2 separate regions of the Mus musculus genome follow, and region 2 is linked to region 1. Evidence: chromatin loops called from intact Hi-C (ENCODE). Cell type or tissue: heart. All regions are shown on one strand. Links, peaks and the distances in the headings refer to the core of each region. The heading gives the core; the rest is flanking DNA.

Evidence for each region. Hi-C counts contacts between places; a loop is a spot of excess contacts. Peaks named below come from ENCODE experiments on the same cell type or tissue, not always from the same donor. Only the 100,000 strongest peaks of a DNase experiment are listed, where the experiment ranks them.
Region 2: a loop joins it to region 1, with 5 times the contacts of the local background. A loop is called at or near these places in 9 of 42 quality-filtered maps.

What each region holds. Positions count from the first base shown.
Region 1 is chr13:32,960,620-32,970,214 of GRCm38, reverse strand. It overlaps Serpinb6b (serine (or cysteine) peptidase inhibitor, clade B, member 6b), which reads right to left and starts at 4,954. Exons shown (of 7, transcript NM_011454.2): 1 at 4,672-4,954; 2 at 1,541-1,715. The coding sequence starts at 1,705. In heart, for the core only: a CTCF peak has its summit at 4,986 (motif pointing right); a DNase peak (open chromatin) is centred at 4,644; H3K4me3 peaks cover 1,189 bases; H3K27ac peaks cover 4,968 bases.
Region 2 is chr13:33,070,157-33,079,751 of GRCm38, reverse strand. It overlaps a transcript of Serpinb1b not described here. Among named protein-coding and RNA genes, the nearest start is that of Serpinb1b, 9.1 kb to the left of the region's middle. In heart, for the core only: CTCF peaks have their summits at 5,311 and 5,512 (motif pointing right); a DNase peak (open chromatin) is centred at 2,581; H3K27ac peaks cover 222 bases.

The DNA of each region.
Region 1 (9,595 bases), core at 1,001-9,000:
CACAGCCCTAGCCAGTAGCTGGTACCTCAGACATAAGATCAGCCTCACTGGGCCTTCTGCTGCTGCTAAAGGAGACCACCAATTGACTGATGGCAGCTGATCTGGTTTGACAGTGAGCAGAAGCGCTCCTCCTGGACCCCAGATTTTGAGAAACAATGCCAGCAAGGCTTCTGCTCATTGCATGTCAGGATGGCTAAGTTCTAAAGAAATAGATGAGCACACAGTAACCCGGAAATTGAACTCATTGTGTTGGCTTTGGAATCAATGGCTGTAAAGGACAGGGAAAAATGAAGTAATAACAACTGGAACCTGGAGAACAGGGTTTGTGGTGTGGTAAATATTGGCAGAAATAGTTGTTTGTGGTGAAAAGAAATATGAGACATTGCCCCTGTGACCTTTGGTATCTGTCTAAATAAGTGTGACCATTGGCCTGTAAGGAAAGAGTAAAGAAAAAATGAGGTCATGAGGATGAACTCTAATCCAGTCTGACAAGTGTCCTTATCAGAAAGGACATTTGGTCACAGCAAACAAGAAACACACTGTGGGGACAGAGGGAGTAGCCAACAAAAACCAAAAATGTCAAATATACCTGAAGCACTGCTCCCAAGAAGAGCCTCAGCTGGTTCTGACTCAAATCTCCCAGCCAAACCTGACCCAAATGTGATTAGAAACTTCTGGGAACAGCCCATTTATACTTGGCTTGTTGAAAAACTAAGTCTCGAGAAGAGCCAGAGAACAGAGAGTGAAGTCACGGGTAGACTTGGTGCAAAATTTTTGGTGTTCCTGCTCCAAGTGACCTGCAACCTTCCCATTAACACCCCAACTTCTGTGGATCTGGGGAGTCCTGGGAGCAGGGAGAGCTGGCTCAGAGTAAAAGTGAGGTCAAGGTGTTTCCAAACCCCAGAAATTTCATCCTGAGATTGCAGGAGGGAAACCATTCCCCCTGCCCTCCTCTGTGCCTGCATATCCCAGCACACATAGACCAGTGCCACACCAACCTTGCCTCCACCCCAGGAGGTTAGTTAGCCAGTAGCCAGGCTAAACTTTCTCTCCCCTTGAAAGGTCATGTCCTGCAGCACCTGGAATTCGTTATCCAAATGAGACATCCCTAACACCCTGGCCCTAGGCAATGATGTACACTCTCCCCAAAAGCCCCTACTCACCTTCCAAATATTTAAGTAGCCTTTGTTACCCCGACTAAAGGAGCTTGCTTCTCCTGTGAGACTTTTCATCACACTCACATGCCCCAAGGTCTCTTTCATCCCTGGTATTCCCTCCCCAATTCTACCTGCCATGGTCAAGGCTGATTGTGCCACAAATTACGGTGAAATGGAGCCTGAATAGAAAACCTCCACCCCTCCAGCAGGAACTGGTCAAAATACTCATGCCAGGATCCCAGCAGGGCTAGCACATCCTTCCTATCGTATACACCACACCCCTATGTCACCACCAGTTGATTATCAAGAGCAGCCACATTGAGATCTGAACCAGCTCGACTGACATCAATGATACTTAGATTCTGTGAAATGGAACTGGTTACCTGAGCCATCTGGCTTGCAGTAGTTCCTTTTGCCCCCATGAAGACCATGGCCAGGGCTGAGGAGACGCTTATAGGTGAGAAAAGTACATTTCTGGAGCTGTCTTCACCCAGTGTTTTCAAAAGGTTTAAGGCAAAAGTGGCATTTGCTTCCAGCAGTGGATCCATGATGGTAAGCCTGGAATGAGGGATTAAAATCAACCTCACATTATTATGGGGTAATTAATATGCAACCTGCATCTTTGCTGCCACTGACACTGGGATGCTGTGGCTCAGTACACAAAGGGACACGCACAGCATGGAAGGTAAAAGTCACACTCATTAAACGATAAGCCCTGTTGGGAACAGACAGGCTAATTCAGGGTCAGGCTATGTCTTTTTAATGTGCAAGGTATCTTTAATTACTTGAAGAGCCACAAGGAGTCAGGAGAGAGGACACAGGGCAGGAACAAACTCTCCAGAAATCAGCAAATGCATCTTCAGAGACTGGAAGCATGAGACTATAAGAGCAGGGCCTGTCTGCTCTGACATCACTCACAAATAGTAGCCAAAATCCTATCTCCCCACCAAACAGCCTTCCATTCTGAAATGCTCCAATGAGTCCGCTGAGCAGTGTATGAAGTAGAGAAAGAAATGAGGAAAGAAAGTATCTACCAGCAAGGGACAAGAACCCAGCTCTAGGGCATGTGAAGAGACTCAGAGTACAAACTGGCTGTTAGCTGTGCTCCGACTGTCGAGGATGCTGAAGATGTAGGTCCAGGTCCCAAACTCTTGAGCAAATTGACTACTTCAGATAACTGGCATTTTTGTTCTTTATGCTCAGGACTATTCTTCTTGGGTAGTAGGGACCTCCTTAAACTATATACTTTGCTCTGAGCTGTTAGAGTCAAACATCCTGGCTTTGTGGCAATAAAAGCACCTTACATCCTCTGTTCAACATAACTAGTCCAAGGATATAATATTGCTCTTCTCCCGATTTCTGTTAATAGAGCCATTGTGAGTACAGCTGAGTCTAGGAACTGAAAACCCAGCTGCGGTTATTAGGCACACCAGCAGCAAGCTGAAAGACACACTCCCTGTCACAGCCCAAGTGAACCATGCAGTAAAGGTCACCTAAAAGTTCCTTTGCACTTGACTCTTCTGAGACATACTTGCACTTGCAGTCAGTCAGTCATTCACCTGGGCTCAGCTCATTGCTCTTAGGTTTCATTGTGCAAGTGTGTTCATGGACTACATTGTTCACAGGACTCCATTTTGGATGCTTCCTCTGTAAGTGCTGCACAGCTCTGTCCCTTTGCCAATATTATCTGTTCTGGGACCAAGGAGCTTCCTGCTTCCTGCTCATGCCCTCATTCTGGTGGCTCAAGCTGTCCAATCAGTTATTTTGATTTATTGTTTTTCTGATATGATCATTATCCTTACATTCCACTGAGAGGTTACCAGGGTCTATAGTAGTCTGGGTGTGATTTTTACATCTGAATCTTTGCTTAACTGCTTTCAGCCATCGCCTTTGCCATTGAGAAGTCTGATTGACATTTGACCCTAGATCTATACTCCTTCTCTTGTCCTGAACTCACCCCTGACTCTGAGGGACTTGTTTCTCTAAGGCAGCACCTGTGGCCCCCTTCTGAGCTCCTCTTCCCATACTAACACAGAAACTTCCTCCAGCAACTTTCTCACGCCAAGCTAACTAGCCAGGGTGGCCAAAATGGCCAGCTCTGGGTTCACTGAGAGACCCTGCCTGAAAATATAAGGTGGAGAAAGCATAATAAAAAAAGATGCCAGGCACCACACACGTATATACACACATATGTACATACACATACCCACTCAAGGAAACACACATGATATGCAAAACAGTTAAATTAAAAAATAAAATACTATAATATTTGATATAACCAATCTACATCTCCCTGTATTTTTCAAATCATCTATAAATAACCTACATTACACTATACAATGTAAATGCCAAATAAACCACCCTTTATACCATACTATTTAGAGCAGAAAAGGAAAAACAGTTTAGCCACGTTTGAATTGGAGTCTCATCGTTGTGTCATCCAGGTTGACCTCCCACTCTTATCTTCCTGACTCTGTCTCTTGGATGCTGGCTTACCTACAGAACACCTAGCTTCTCCAAAGTAGTTTTTATCTGCTGTTGGTTTATATCTGCTGAGTCTGGTTGACTAAGTGTGAAATCCATGGAAGAAGACACAGGGATCCAAGCGAACATGCTTTAGGGAACAAAGTGTGAACCATACACCCTCTCTGTGTGACAACAGAAGCCATAGTGGGTACAGATACTCAGGGTAGTTCTCAAACACAAACAGCAGTCATTTCCTGTAACCACATTCACATTACTGGGCCCCAGCACGGCTCACAGGACCTTAACACAAATGTTATTTGATAGTCGGACCCTCCACACACAAACCACACGAGGAAGTGGGCAGCCTCAGGTACAATGCTCTCACAAGCAGCTGTTTCCCACATACCCTAAAAACGGTGTAAAAGAGCCAAACCTCATCTAGCTTCCTGACAGCACATGAATGCTAGATTTCCATACTTCCGATTCTCAAAATGGATTCAAGGTAAGAAGGAGGAACAGTAAGCCTGGGGCTCTGGGGCTGAGCAAGCAGAAGAACAGGCTCAGGGTCCACCAACAAAACAAAGGAAGGGAGGAAAACCTGAGCTTTCATCTGACACACAAACTTTATCAAAACTTCGCCTATGTCCCACAGACATCAAATCTTGCAGGATTCCACCACCATTGCCACGAGTGTGATAAAACAATAACAAACAAGAGAACAACAAAAACAAACAAAGGACAAAACTGGACAAATCCTGGGGTATTGATCCAAGCTTAAAGGCACTAAGGGTATGGGCAACCCCCTGAGAACAGCCCAACCCCGTCTCTAAGACGCAGGCTCACTCAGCCAATAAGAGGCCACAAGGGTGGCAAAGCCTGCCGCCCTGGACAGACTAGGTCCCTCTTGGTTTTGATACCTCTTCGTACCAATCCCTGCAGGATTCTTATGTCATGCCCATTCCATGCGCCAAGTTAGCTCCTCCCATCCAGGTCCCACAACCCCAGCACCCTACCCCACCATCTTCAGCCAGCTCGTAGCAGAGCTTACCTGGAACCCCAGGTTCAGGCTGTCAGCAAGCAGAATCTAGAGAAGGAAGAGCCTGTGCTCTGGCCTCAAATAGCTGCAGGGCGCAGCGTGGGGAGGTCCCAGAGTCAGGAAGTCCCAGGGGAGGTGTCAGAGGGGCTGTGGGCTGTCCGGGTGAAAAGGAAAAGAAACGGAAAAGCAGGATCGCTGCACTTTGACCATTGCCTGCAGTCGGGTTCAGCAGCTAGCTGCAGACTGGTCTAGTTAAATCAGGAATCCTCGCTAGCACTGTTTGTTTGCTATGACTACCTACTTCAGAAAACCAAGGGATTTAACCAAACCGCTTGGATGAAGCAATTAGAAGGGTGTCCACTAGGGGGCATGCAACGCCCGCCCCCCCCCCCCTCTTCCTCTTCTCTTCTTTCCCCCTCCTCCTCTCTCCCTGTCTTCCTCCCTCTGTGGGAGGGTGTGTTCCACACTACATGAGTGTTATGGCCTCAATGACTAAAATGTGCTAACTCTCAATGGGAATAAATGAGACAGCATTAAACAGAAATGTTGGGAGTTCCTTTCAGGGTTATAACCAGGGTCCAAGTTTTTGCCGAGTATGCACAGAAAACCACAGAAGCCTCCCTTGTAATTACTGTGTCCAAGACTCCACTACTGTCCCAGCCCTCAGGTACTGACATTTTATATAAATGGCAGAAAAACTCTAACATCTCACATCTCTCCTATCGAGCAAAAAGACCCGGTGGAGAGAATGCTGGCCAGGTTTAAGAGACTGGTCAGCTCTGGAGACCTCAGATTCTTTTCTGCCTTCTTCACTCTCACACCAGGACAAGGATCCCCAACATTGACCTTTCTGACATTTGAGTTAGGTGTGTCTCGGCTGTGTCTAAGCTGTAGCACCTTATAGAATGTTCAGCACCACACTGGCCTTTCTAGGTGTCATAACAGACCAGGCCACCACACCAGCTGTGAGATGTGACTCTTGACATACAGAAACACAAAGGAATGCTTCATTTAGCCTCTGCATTCTTTCCAGTGCAGCTTTATTGCTCTGGCTTATCCTTCTGGCCCACCCTTTTTCAAACTACAGGGCACATAGCCTCTGTACCTGTGCACATTAGGGTTCTTCTGTATAACTAACTTCCGGTTTATCATCAACAGGGAGCATTATTTCGGTTCTCTACCACAGATCTACAAGTCGTTACTTTAAAATGTTTGGGTGACCTCTCTAAAAAGATTGCACAGAATTCTCTCTTATCTCCTTTTCTGGCTTCTCTGAATTCCTTTGTGTGTATCTTGATAGATGTTTTGACTTTAAACCATTTCAAGGGTTGTCATAACTAGCATACAGCTAAGCTCCCGTCCATGTTAATTCACACAGAGTCATCCAGCTGGGGTATCAGTGTGTGCATTCCAATTAAATGAGTCCTGAGATGGAAAAATACCCTGGAGTGAATCCAGATTCTTAAAAGGATAAATACACGGAACGTTTGGTTAGTTGTGGAATCCATCCTCATAAGGACGGTACCTGATGGCGATTCTCTGCAGAGTCCAATTCCAGCCAGTCTTCTGGGTCTTTTGCCAAACTTATGTATGTACGTCCTGAGAAAAATCCATATTTTTGTTGTCTTGTTTTGAAATAAAGTCTCACTATATAGCCTATACAGGCCTCAAACTCTGACTTTCTGCCTCCACTGTTGATAGTCACGAGCCCTCATGCACACATGTAAAATCCGGCTTTTACAAGAATTCTTCTGCTAGCCAACCCAAACTCTTCCTCTTCTATACCTGATCAGTCTTGATATCTGACCACCAGCAACCATGTCACCCAGACAGCATCTGATCACCCTGGCTTGTCTTCAGCAGGGGTGAGAATGCCAGTCACTTGCAGTGTTTGCTCCTAGTATTTTTTTTTAACCTACCATCACCTGCCTGCTCTTTGGCTGTAGATTACATGATGTTCATACTGTGCCAAGAACTGAGCCTCAATCTCTGTCTCCCATTACACTACCCCATTGTTGATCCTGATGATTGTTAGTAATGGTTTCCATATTACAATCTCTTAGAAAGTTAAGAAGAGAATATCTTTTCTTGTCTATTTCCCAGAATGTTTTGGTTGGTTGGTTGGTTAGTTTTTTTTGTTTTTTGTTTTTTTTTTTGTTTTTTTTTTTGTTTGTTTGTTTTTTGGTTTTAAGACCTATCTCCCTCTCTGTTTTCTCTGTCTCTCCCCACCACCACCACCATGTGTGTGTGTGTGAGGGGGCGTGTCTTTGTCTGTGTATGAGTTGAGACAGACTTATAGAGCTCAGGATAGTCTCAAGTATTGCTAGATGAATTTAAAATGTGCTTTGTAGCTGATTATGACCTTGCGCCTCTGATCTACCTGCCTCTATCTTCCAAGTGCAGGGGTTACAGGCCTGCAACATGATGGACCAGAGAGGTAGGGGTGGCCAGAGTAAGGTCAGATAACAATGTGGTATGTATGTGCACAGACATGACACAGGCATTTGACTTTAGTATTTTCATCTAACATGGACCCAACTGCTGTTTTGTAAAGGAAAGACCCACTTGAAGTCCCTGTTTCACATATGGAGTAGGGTACACTGACAAAGCTTGACTACACAATCCCGTTGACTGCCTCTGTGAGGGAATTAAGTAAGAGGGAGAAAAGTGTGTGAAGAATTTCAAGGAAATTATAATCAACACACTGTAGACAATGTGCTTTCGCACATATACAATCATTCACACACATATACATTCACATACAGCACACACATGCATATCTATTGTGGTCCATTAGTGGATTCAGCTTGAGGTTTAATTAGGACACAGTGACATCTATATAGCTTAAGGCCATTGCTCTTTTGCCAAGGCAGACTCAGAGCTAGCCTCTAAAGTAAAGGAACTTCTCTGCCAACTGTGTCTCTTTGTGTGACTCTCACTTCCCAGCTCTCTCCTGTCTCCCTTGTCTTCCTTCTGTCTATCTGTGTCTCTCTGTGTCTGCCTTCTCTCCAGCTGCAGGAATTATCAACCAGTTCTTCTGCCTAAGCTCTGCTGCCAGCTCTTTATTCTTCTAAAAGTCACATTCCAGTCTGAACCAATCAGCAGCAGGACAACACCAGATATATCTTCTTGGGTTGCTCTTTGGCATTGAGTACTGTGTGACCTTCAGCATCAAAGCTTGCTTTTTAACACGATCATCGTTTCTTTCGGTAATTAATTAGTTTATTTACTTTACTTCCAGGTCTCAGCTTCTCCTCCCTCCCCTCCTCCCAGTCCCTCCCTCTCACCTCTTCTCCCCTCATGCAACGCTCCACGTTACCTCCCTTAGATATCATTTTGCTTTAGCATACCATGTTGCAGGACTGGGCACTTCCCTTTATTAAGGCTAGACAAGGCTGTCCAGTTAGGGGAAAGGGATTCTCAGAGAATCATCTTTTAGGCAGGTGAGGAAGGAAACGCATTTACCTATAGGTCATGAGTCATAGAGAATACAATACTTCCAGCAGTTAACTCTGCCTTACCTGCAACTAACAACTGAAACTACAGAAACACACCTTCATACAATGTGGAAGAAGGTCATCCCGACATGTATCAACACATACACACACACACATTCATACACATGTACACATTCACATAGCGCACACACACATACATCTCCATACACACACATTCTATCTTATATATACACCAGCCAAGATTTAAACCTGATTCATCTGAATGGCAAAGCCCTCACTCTCAGAGCCAACAAATTCAAATTTTGTTAGTGTGACTATAACTTCAATTTTACTTCTCTTTACTGGAATCTTTTATTCTTGCTGTCTTTGGTTGGGTCCAGTGCTTGCTTCTTAAATAATCTTGCTTGTCCTCTGGCTTTTTTTTTTTCTTCTTGTCTTTCTCAAGTGTAAGGTGAGGCAGGAGATTGAGCAAGGGCAGATAGACCAGACTTCCAGCAGCCACTGAGTGATAGCTGGTACATTTTAAGTATATTTGGTTTAGATTGAACCGTTCTTTATGAATTATGGAGTTAACACCATCATGAAAAGACCACAGACTCAATCCAAATCATAATTAGATGAATTTATTAATACTGCTATCAGGGTGAGAGCATTAAAGCTAAATCAGACGTGTGCCTCCCAGAAGGGGCTGGGGGAAGATTTTAAAGGTGGAAACCACGACTACCTCTCTTCTGTAGAATTGACAGCTACATAAGAAACTGCTTCACTCCCCTCAGCTGCTGCCTCTCTCCCCTAAACACCGTGATAAAGCAGCTGTCTCACTCCCTGTTACACAGCAACAAACAGGTTTATTTTTTCAAAGAACAAACAAACCAACAGAGAAAGGCTAATTATCTTGTAGCAGGTCATAATTCTTGAGAGCCCATCTTTCAGGAGGTTAGGTTAGAAGTCCATGGCTACTAAGAGTCTGCCTGGTACTGTGGGGATTCCTCAGCCATCACAGTGTGTAGGGCACAGTTCTGACATTATACTGCTATTATATGTTCTTTGTTTATGTTTTCACCCATTATTCAAAACAAAAGTGATTTCCTTTGTTGGGCTATTGTTGTTTACTCAGAAACTGTGAAACTAAAATGTGAGTTATTCTATGAATTTTGCAGGCAAACTGGATAGACTAGAAAATGACATCCTGAGTGAGGTAACCCAGACACAAAAGGACATGCATGATCTGTACACACAGATTAGTGCTTATTAGCCAAAAAGTACAGTAGACCTAGCATACGATCCACAGACTATAAGAAGTGTAACAAGCAGAAAGGCCCAATGAGGATGTTTTAATTCCACTTAGAAGTGGAAAGGAAATACAGGCGGCAGAGGGAGGAAGGGACCTGGGTTGGAGCAGGGAGGGGAAGGAAGAAAGGGGAACAAGTTCAGGTATGGGAGAGACAGGAGAGAAGCCCACAGGGCCGAGAGAATGA
Region 2 (9,595 bases), core at 627-8,626, 110 kb before region 1:
TGCTTGGGAGGTGGGGGCTTTGAAAAGTGATTAAGATTACACAAGATTCTCAGGGTGGGGAGCCCTGACTGAATAAGAGAATATCATCCTCATTACCACTAGGTGGCACTCATTTGTCTGTCCTGTAGTAGTTGTAGTCGTCATCGTTGTCCTCCAAGTCCCGACCCCACCCCACCCCTCTGAAATCTGGGAGAAATCCCTGCCTTCAGCTCTGCGAAATACTGTCCTGGTGGGAACTCAGCAGAGGCACAAAATCTGGCTCCAAGGGGCATAGCTTTTTGGTGGCTTCTTATCTGCTTACATTTTTTAAGACAGAGAGAAACCAGAAGAGATGCACATGCTCTCCCAGTTTTTCTGTTTGGTTGATTGGTTGTTTGGTTTTGTTTTCTTCTGTGATGCCTTACACTTCCTAGGAAGGCTATTTCAGATGCCCAGCCATGACCGTGAAGAATTCATAGTTATCCAGCCACAGTGTTTTATTATAATAATATAAATGGACATATTTCTTTTCACATACAGTATATATTCATCCCATGCCACTCAACTTTCTTTCTAGTATTACCAAAATCAGATATAAATTTCAAAATATTATTCTTAGAGTACCTGTGAAACCAAACAATCTAGTTTCTTCCAAAATAAAACAGGTCCAGTTTAAGACAGAATTTTCTTTGTAAAATTCAGCGACAGGCAAGGAAAAAGTGGTGGGCCCTACAAACTTCCAAATCTCAATATTACAAGCACTGTGACGGCTTGAGGCTTGAGAATACCCACATCACACCTCCCTAGTCCACATCTTGGACACACACTCAGGAAGGGCAAGGTAGTTGATTGTCCATGGCTTTGATGGACCTCATCCCCAGGTGCATAAACGCAGCAGCTCTTACAAACTGAGTCCAGTGTTTGTGACTTTCCTAGGTTGTAGCTATATTTAATAATCACACACACACACACACACACACACACACTGCCCCTCCCTGGCTCAGTTTTCTTGCCTTTATTTCTGTGAAACACCTTCCTGGTGGAAACTTCACAATGACAATCCCTGGCTCCATTAGTGATCATTCTGTGGTAGGTCCACTTGAAATCCAGGAGAATGTGCCACACAGATCCCCCCTCACAATCAGCTGACCTGAGACATCTTGAAACAACTTCAAGGACTTCAAGAAGGACAGCAGAAACAAGGAGTGCCACATTGGAATGTGGCAGCTGTGGTATCCCGAGTCCCCACAGCACACTGGGTCCCTTCCTTGAAACTCTTTTGTCTGAGGCATTCTGGTGTGTGGTAGGCATGGCAATTGGGATAATCCCTTGATGACTTTGACTTGCTCTGGCTTGCAGTAATGAATAGCATCTGGCTTCTTGCCACATGAATCTCTTGATCAAAGGCTAGTTTTGGCAAAGCCTTCGTAGTCTTTTCCTGAGCATGTACTTTCTTTCTTTAACATGGTAGAGAATTTCACTAGCACTCCCTGCCTCACTTCGCCCTCTCTTCTCTTCTCCCTGCTCTGCCTCTGCTATATCTGTATCTGTATGTTTCTCTCCCTCCCACACACACCCTTCTCTTGTCCTCTGTGTGTGTATTGGGGGGGGGGGTGTAGGAGAAAGAGAGAGAGAGAGAGAGAGAGAAAGAGAAGGGGAGGAGAGCAAAACTAAGCAAGGAGAGAGAGAGAAAAACTAAGGATTAAGCACAGACAACCTTTCACTGTATATATCTTGAGGAAAGCATTAAATTGTTCAAAATGGCTTCTAACTGGCCATCTTCCTGTGTCAGACCCCATTTGGCTGGGATAACAGTCTTGTGTGTACCTCCGTACCTGGCTTCTCTTTCCATTATAAGTTGTCTTTTATCTTTTTGCCTTCTTTTATTGAACATTAAGCAATTGTGTATTCTCAACAGTTTGCTTAGAGATTTTGATTATTTTGATTATTATTTTTTTTTACTTTCACATAAAATCATCAGGCATAATTCTGCCAAGGTCACTGTCACTTTCTGAGAGGCCAGTCTTTCCTTGGATTTCTCACACCTTGTTCCTCATTTCCATCTTAGATACACTTGGAGGTGCCTTTACAACCCATGTTTCTGCCAACATGCAAATCTAAGCCAAGTAAGAACTCTCTCAGCATGGTGAGGCCCTCACTACAGTTCCCTATTATGATCTATCACCACTGTCATCCTTAAAGACCCAATAGAAATCTCAAACTCTTCCAGTCTCTGTCATCACTCACAGTGGAAGCCACTGTCACGGCTGGGGTGGTTGTGTAGTCACAGTGAAAACATGATGCTAATATCTTACTTTGTGGTGTTATAACTCGATAGTGAAACTGAGAAGTTTACTTACAAAATTGTTTCACTTTTTGAGACCGAAAGCTTGTGGGAAGTTCTGTGTTAATGAAGGCTTCTCTCTGCTTCCAAGATGGTGCCCGCTTGCTGAGGTTTCTGGGAGATGAGGCTCGCCCTCATGAAGCAGAAGAGATGAGAGCGGCAGCCCATCCACTCCCTCTGTCTTAGTCAGAGTTTCTACTGCTGTGATAAAACCACATGCCATGACGAAAGCAACTTGGAGAGGAAAGAGCAGGTTGATTTCAGTTCCTACTCAGGCCACGGGTCCCCACTTGGGGAAGTAGGGGCAGGAGCTCAAGGCAGGGACTGAATCAGAGGCCATGCAGGAGTGTCGCTTACTGACTTGGTTTACATGGCGTAGATTAGTTTTCCAATAAAATATATCTGATCTGGGTCTCCCCTCCCTCAAATATGACTAGATCCTCTCTCACTCACCCCCCCCCACCCACCCAACACCATCTCTCTCTCTCTTTCTCTCTCTCTCTCTCTCTCTCTCTCTCTGTGTGTGTGTGTGTGTGTGTGTGTGCTCCTTGTACTTTAAAAAATTCTAGTTGGTTTCAATTTTGTTAGGAGAGAGAGACAGACAGACAAAGTCAGAGACAGAGACAGAGACAGAGACAGAGACAGAGACAGAGTCAGGAGTCAGAGTCAGAGTCAGAGTCAGAGTCAGAGTCAGAGTCAGAGAAGGAGGAAGGGAGAGAATCATAAAATTGGAAACCATAATATAAAAGTGAAAGGTCAATGAGAAACAAAAGCACAAATAAAGCCACATGAGACAAAAAAAAAAAAAAAGTTTACAAAAATACCACCGAGCTCATTTTGTGTTGGCCATCTACTGCTGGGCATGGAGCCTACCAGTAAGTGGCATTAAGTGTGATCAATGTGCCAAGTGAGATTCCACGGGAGAAAAATTATCTCTCTTTTGCAAGTAGTTGTCAATTGGAGACAGCTCCTTGGTGAAGGATGGGAGGAGACTTCCCCTTCTCAGTGCTAGGAGCCTGTGTGGCTTGGAGCTGGGCAGGACCTGTGCATTCTGCCACAGTCTGTATGAGTGTATTATCTGTGGGATTACTGGACATTTCCATTGTGTATTTTAGGAGCACAGATTACCATGAGCAACTGAAGGCATGAAGAGGGAGACTCCGGTACTCAATTATTGCTGCTGCCCCACCCTTGAGAGCAGAAGTGATGTATTCTTGTCTCGATCTTCACACTTCCTGCCTATGCAGTGCTCTGGATTCTCACAGATACCATGAGAGCCTTTGATTTACACTTTAAAAGCATTTTGAATGAGTTTGTCCTGTTCCCACTCAGTTTAAAAACTGTCTTAGGGTGACTAGTGACATTTTAAATTGATGTGGAATTATAAATCTCACAATCACATTTTACTAAATATTGAAATGTGATTGTTTTTTAATCTTTTGGGGGGATTTGAGACAGGGTCTTTGAGACTGTGCTAGAAATCTCTCAGTAGAACAGGCTACCCTCCAACTTCCTTTATTTTAAATTTTAAACTTAGCCTATATAATGTAAAATACTGTATTTATTACATTTCCACACATATACATCGTCCTACTTAATTCAGATCGGCCCCTGCTTTATTATCTCTTGTCCCCATTCCATGAGAACGTAGATCATTCTTCCCAAAAGTCACACTTTTATGTCTTTAAAATAATCTGGGTTCCCTATTGAAGAATCTGTGAAGGGGCTTTAGTAGTCCTGAGAATGGCAAACATGGCTCAGGCCTTTCACCTTGCCCCCATTCCCTCTCCTTGCTGAAAGTCTTAGATTGCTTTCTGAAAGCTAGCCACCAAGGTCTATTCCGTTATTTAGCCACTTGCTCCTCCTGGGGCTGACTACCAAGATCCAGCTATCAAAGTATTGAAGTCCATCAATAAAAAGCTTCTTATGATTAACCTAATTAACATGCTCAATTATGATTAAACAGATCACCCTACCATGGGGTTTCCCCCCTTGACCTTTGTAAGCCATCATCTGCTGTGGGCCCTGTCTGTCTCCTCTCTATCCAGAGGCAGTCCTTTGTCCCCTTTCTCCTTGTTCCTTTCCCATTCTTCCTAGTTCTCTGGCTCCTGTCTTTGTCTTTTATTCCCTGGCCTGTGTTCTTCTGGGGCTAATAAATTTCCTTTGTGCTGAGAATGTGGTCTTAGGTGTCTTCAGCTGATTCCATGTGTCTCTAAAGTTTGTCCTTCAGAGCCTAGTTTATTTCACATCACACACAAACCTCATGAAAAGTGATAATAAAGGCAAATTTTTTCCACAATTGTACCCTCTAGGTAAAACTTTTTTATTTTATAACACATTATCCAATTTCGGGTGGGTGTGCAAGCATATGGGCACACCCAGCGTGTTCATCACATACAGTGAACCTCGGGACATCAGAGAACACCCTTGCTAAAGTAGGTTCTTTCCTTCCACCATGTGGGTCCAGGCAACTGAACACAGGTTGTCAGTGTTGGTGAAAGGCACCTTTACCCATTGAACCATCTCCCTGGCTGTCAAAGATCATCTTTGACACCACAGTGTAAACTTAGGCAGGCAGTGAGGTGTGAAGTAGGTGATTGGGGTCAGTGCTGATGGGAATCAGCACTAAGAGGGGCTGATGGGAGTCTATCCAGACAGTGACTGACAGGGACTGCTGCCTACGACAGGTAGCGATTACAGAAATTATTAAGCAGACATTTTTTTTCCCTCTGAGGGAAAAAAAAAACTTGATTCACTGAAGCTGCCATTCCCTGCATCCAGTCAAATGCTCTAAACTCTTTTAACTCTTCGGGGCTGGTGTGTAAGAAAAGGAAAGAGAGAAAATTCATGTGACCTCACACATGCTCTGCCACTGAGCTACAAGTCAGGCCCTTTAAATTTGTTTTTAAGAACTTATTTTTAACTTGTTATAATAACCCCAAGTCCTCAAACTAACCAAGGGTTCGCTACAGTGGTGTGAGGATGCTGTTTGACAGTGGGCAATTTTGGACCCTGTATTGTGGTTGTAGTTAACAAGGCAATCCTAGAAAAGTCTTATTAGTCCAGTGACTTGAGGGACCAGTCACAAGAACAGGAGTACCAGCCTCTCAGGGTTTCTTCTAGCTCTTTCATTGTCTTCTGCAGACCACAGCACACATTACTGTTTGAGCAGCATAGCTCACCTGCTCCCTCCAGGGGGCAGACACTCACCCTTGTATAACAAACAGGCCTGACTCTGGGCTGTCCAGATCCCTGACATTCAGATGCCAGATTCAGAGACACTCATCTTCTCTCAGGCAGCTAGAATCCCACAATCCACTGATGCCTGGAAAATGCTCATGGCAAACACATTTAGATTCCCCCCCCCCCCTCTTAACACTAAGCCTTCTTTCACTGTCTCAAGTTGAAGCACTGGCTTTTTTTTTTTTCCCTTGTTTGTTTGCCTGATCCTGCCTCTGACTACACAATTAACTCCTTTCCTTTTTCCCTGCTCTCTTCTCAGTGCTCCTTCTCTGGCTGCTGGAATTTTACTCTCAGACCAAAGTTTGACCCAGAAAACTTAGAAATGCTCTATACTTAGAATCTATTTTATTATGGGGAGATGTGCTGGACAAGGATCTGGGAGAGAGGTATAAAGTTCCTCTGGACTTTCTAGGCATCTTGCCTCATGCTATTGTGATGTGCTCACCAAATCAGAAGGGTCCATGAAGCATGGATTTCAGGTGGTCATTGCTTTAGACTAAGTTTCTGCACTAGGCCTCAATATACTGAACTTAAAATCAAAATGGGGTCACCTAGCCTAAAATTCCAAACAGGACCTACTTGGTTTCTGGTTTTCCAAGAAAAGGAAGTGAAAATACTCACAACCAAATGTCCCAGGCAGTTCTCTTTGAATCAACAGAAGACAAAGTTCCTCTGCTCTAATTCTCACAAAAAGAAATCTGATGGCCCTCAGTCATTTTTCTCAAACTTTGAACTTAATCTACTAGACACAGTCAATATCTCACCTTTAAACTCTGTATATGCCTACCATGGGTGATGTCTACTAATAAACACCATGGCATGCCCAGAGACCCTTTTATGCATAACCAGAGAAACTCCCTTCACATTGGAAAGCCCAGTAGAATTTTAAAGATTTTTTATGAAAATATGTAAGCTATGACTTCACACTTAGAGACTCTCATCTGCAGGGCAGACAGGTAGACTTGCTCAGAGAAATGGGGAGCTAAAGAGACAAATTTAAAATAAGACATCTGAGGATGACAAAGTTACTATCCATCCTCTGGGTCAACTGGTATGACTGACAGAGACTTTCAGAAACACTAGGCCAGGTTGCCTCAGTTGGATAGAATATAAGCTCTCTCTGAGGTGGGTCATTGTTCCACAGCCCTGCCTGGTAAATTCATATCACAGCATAGAATATGGTGCAATCTTCAGTGGTAAAGTTGCTATGGTTTAGATAACCATCCTGATGGCATTGATTGGAAAGTTGATCCCCAATCCATTACTATTGGGGCCCTGAAGAGAGCTGTTAGGTCATGTGTACTCCACCCTCATTAATGGACTAATCTCTTGCTTTTTGCAACCCACTTTTGGCCTCCAATTTTCAACTGTGAAAAGATTTCAGAATGCTGTGACTTGCAACAGCCCCTAGACCCTAGAAATTCAGCCTTTAGAATCATGTACAGATCAGGTTTCTATTTGTTAGGAGTAATCCATTCTAAGTTAATCTGCTATTGAAGCCTAAAATGGGCTAAGAAATAAATGGTTTTAATCCCTAAGTCTCATGTCATTTATAACCTCTCCCACTAGAATATGGTTGGCCCTAGGGCCTCCTAAGCCTGTTGCTTGCCCAGGAGGCACTTGTGTGTACCCAGGTGCCTTTGTAACTTAGCTCCACTCACCTCCCAAATAAACCCGGAGGAAGCAAGATACCTTCTGAATTGCTTGGTATGGAAGGTGTGATGAGTCAAACCTTCGAATATTGAGTCTCTAGAAGGGGCTGCTGCTCACTATATAAAGAGGCTGATCTTGTACCTGAACCTTGAGAGTTCTAGAGATAGCAAGCTGAGCAGGTGAGGTCAGGCCCCATGGTGAGGAGGGCTGAGGTTTCCTGTGGGGAATGGTAAGGTGGAAGTGCAAGTATAGAATACAGAAGGGAAATGAAGAACCAAAGAAGCTGGAATTTCATTAGCTTTTGTTCCTCTTTTGGGCAGGTCAACAGATTCAAAATACAACTGCTCTGTGCCTAAGAGGGTGAGGAGTCCAGGACAAATGAGAGGTGTGAGTTGCCACCTGTGGGTGTGTCCTCCCCACTTCCTGACCCTCTTTTGGCTTCTCCCTGTTGTTTGATCTGTTTCTCACACCTCTACCCAAAATGTGGGCTTTGGGGACAACCACAAAAACGAAGGGCCAGTGTCATCACATACATCAAAGCCATCATATCACATCATAGCACATCATGTCCCTGTGACTAACTGCCATTAGTCGCCATTGATGATGACCTTGTGGCTGAGGGGAAGGGTTTTTCAGCTTCTTGGGTGTAATTTTTCCTCTCAAGGTGACAGATACAACCCCCACCGTCCTATCGTGCTTGTTATTGCTCAGTTACTAATATCACTTCTCGGTAAGATTTCAGACATACAGAAGATCCCAGGGTTCTTTGACACTGACACCAAGTGAAAGATGCCACAGAACCACAGTTCCTCCAGAGAAAGCCCCTTGGATTCATCCCTGCCTCTGCACACTGTGAGTTAGTAACCTTGAGAGTCGTGCCTGTGGGTTCAGAAATTTTGCATGGAATTTCAACATTAATTTTATTTTAACATTTCCAGAGAATTCAAAAAAATTTCCAGTTCCATCATAGAAGTGAATCTCAACCTGACACAGAAAATTTCAAATGATTATTTTAATTGTCAACATCTCACCAACCTTTGCTATTTAATTTTTGGAGTGTAGTCTGCCAATTGGGTGTGTAATGCAATAGTAGGAAACAAGTATAAACATTAGAAGATTTGGACTAAAGTATAATATGGAAGTGTGATATTTCAATACATGTGTGCAATAGCGTTGACCAAATCAGAGTAATCTACTTCCTTGCCATTGCTTTGTGTTTGAGGATTTCAGACTCCTCTTGTCTACTTATACATAAAACATAAGAAACAGATTACCATGAACTATGGTTTCCCCACTGTGTAGAGGAATACTACAAGTTACTACTTCTGTTTCTGGTAGCCATTATCCAACCTTACTCTAATTCTAACCCTTCTCAGTCTTTGGTGATGACCATTGTGCATCCAGGTTGACATTTTACATGTTCTTACTTACAAGGAGGAGGTTTTGACATAGTGCACAGGGCCAACCCACCATGGACCACACCCTGACACTGTGAGCTAAACATGTCTTTCCTCCTTAATTTGGCCTCTTAGGTATATTGGCCATGGCCATGTAGAAGTGGTTAGTTAAACATTCTTACCAAACTTTGATATTATTTCTATAGATTTCTTGAAATACTAGTCATTCTAACTAGGGTGAGATGACACAAGATAGTATTCATACTATGTAAGAATCTTAAACCTCTTAATAACCTCCACCACAACAGCATAATATTCCTACTTTAGCAAAGGGGACACCATCAAGCTCTGCCTTGCCAAAGACACCAGGTTATGAGAACATCTCCAGTTCTTCCCCTAAGCTCTGAATAAAATGCCTTGACACCAACCTCTAAAATCTAAAATAAGCAAAGGACATGCACAAATACTTCTCAAGAATTTCCAGGTAGGCATCTTTCCTTTCTGCCTCTATACTGGTTGGTTTTGTGTATCAACTTGACACAAGCTGGAGTTATGTCAAAGAAAGGAGCCTCCCTTGAGGAAATGCCTCCATGAGATCCAGCTGTAAGGCATTTTCTCAATTAGTGATCAAGGATGGGAGGGCCCATTGTGAGTGGTGCCAACAGTGGACTGGTAGTCCTGGGTTCTATAAGAAAGCAAGCTGAGCAAGCCAGTAAGCAACATCCCTCTATGACCTCTGCATCAGATCCTGCTTCCTGACCTCTTGAGTTCTACTACTGACTTCTTTTGGTGATGAACAGCAATTGGAAGTATAAGCTGAATAAACCCTTTCCTTCCCAACTTGCTTCTTGGTCATGATGTTTGTGCAGGAATAGAAACCCTGACTAAGACAGCCTCCATTCCTTGAGGACTCCATAAATCTGAGACCCAGTATTCCTCCCTCCTCACATCCCATTATGTGAGCCACCAACTCCCACAG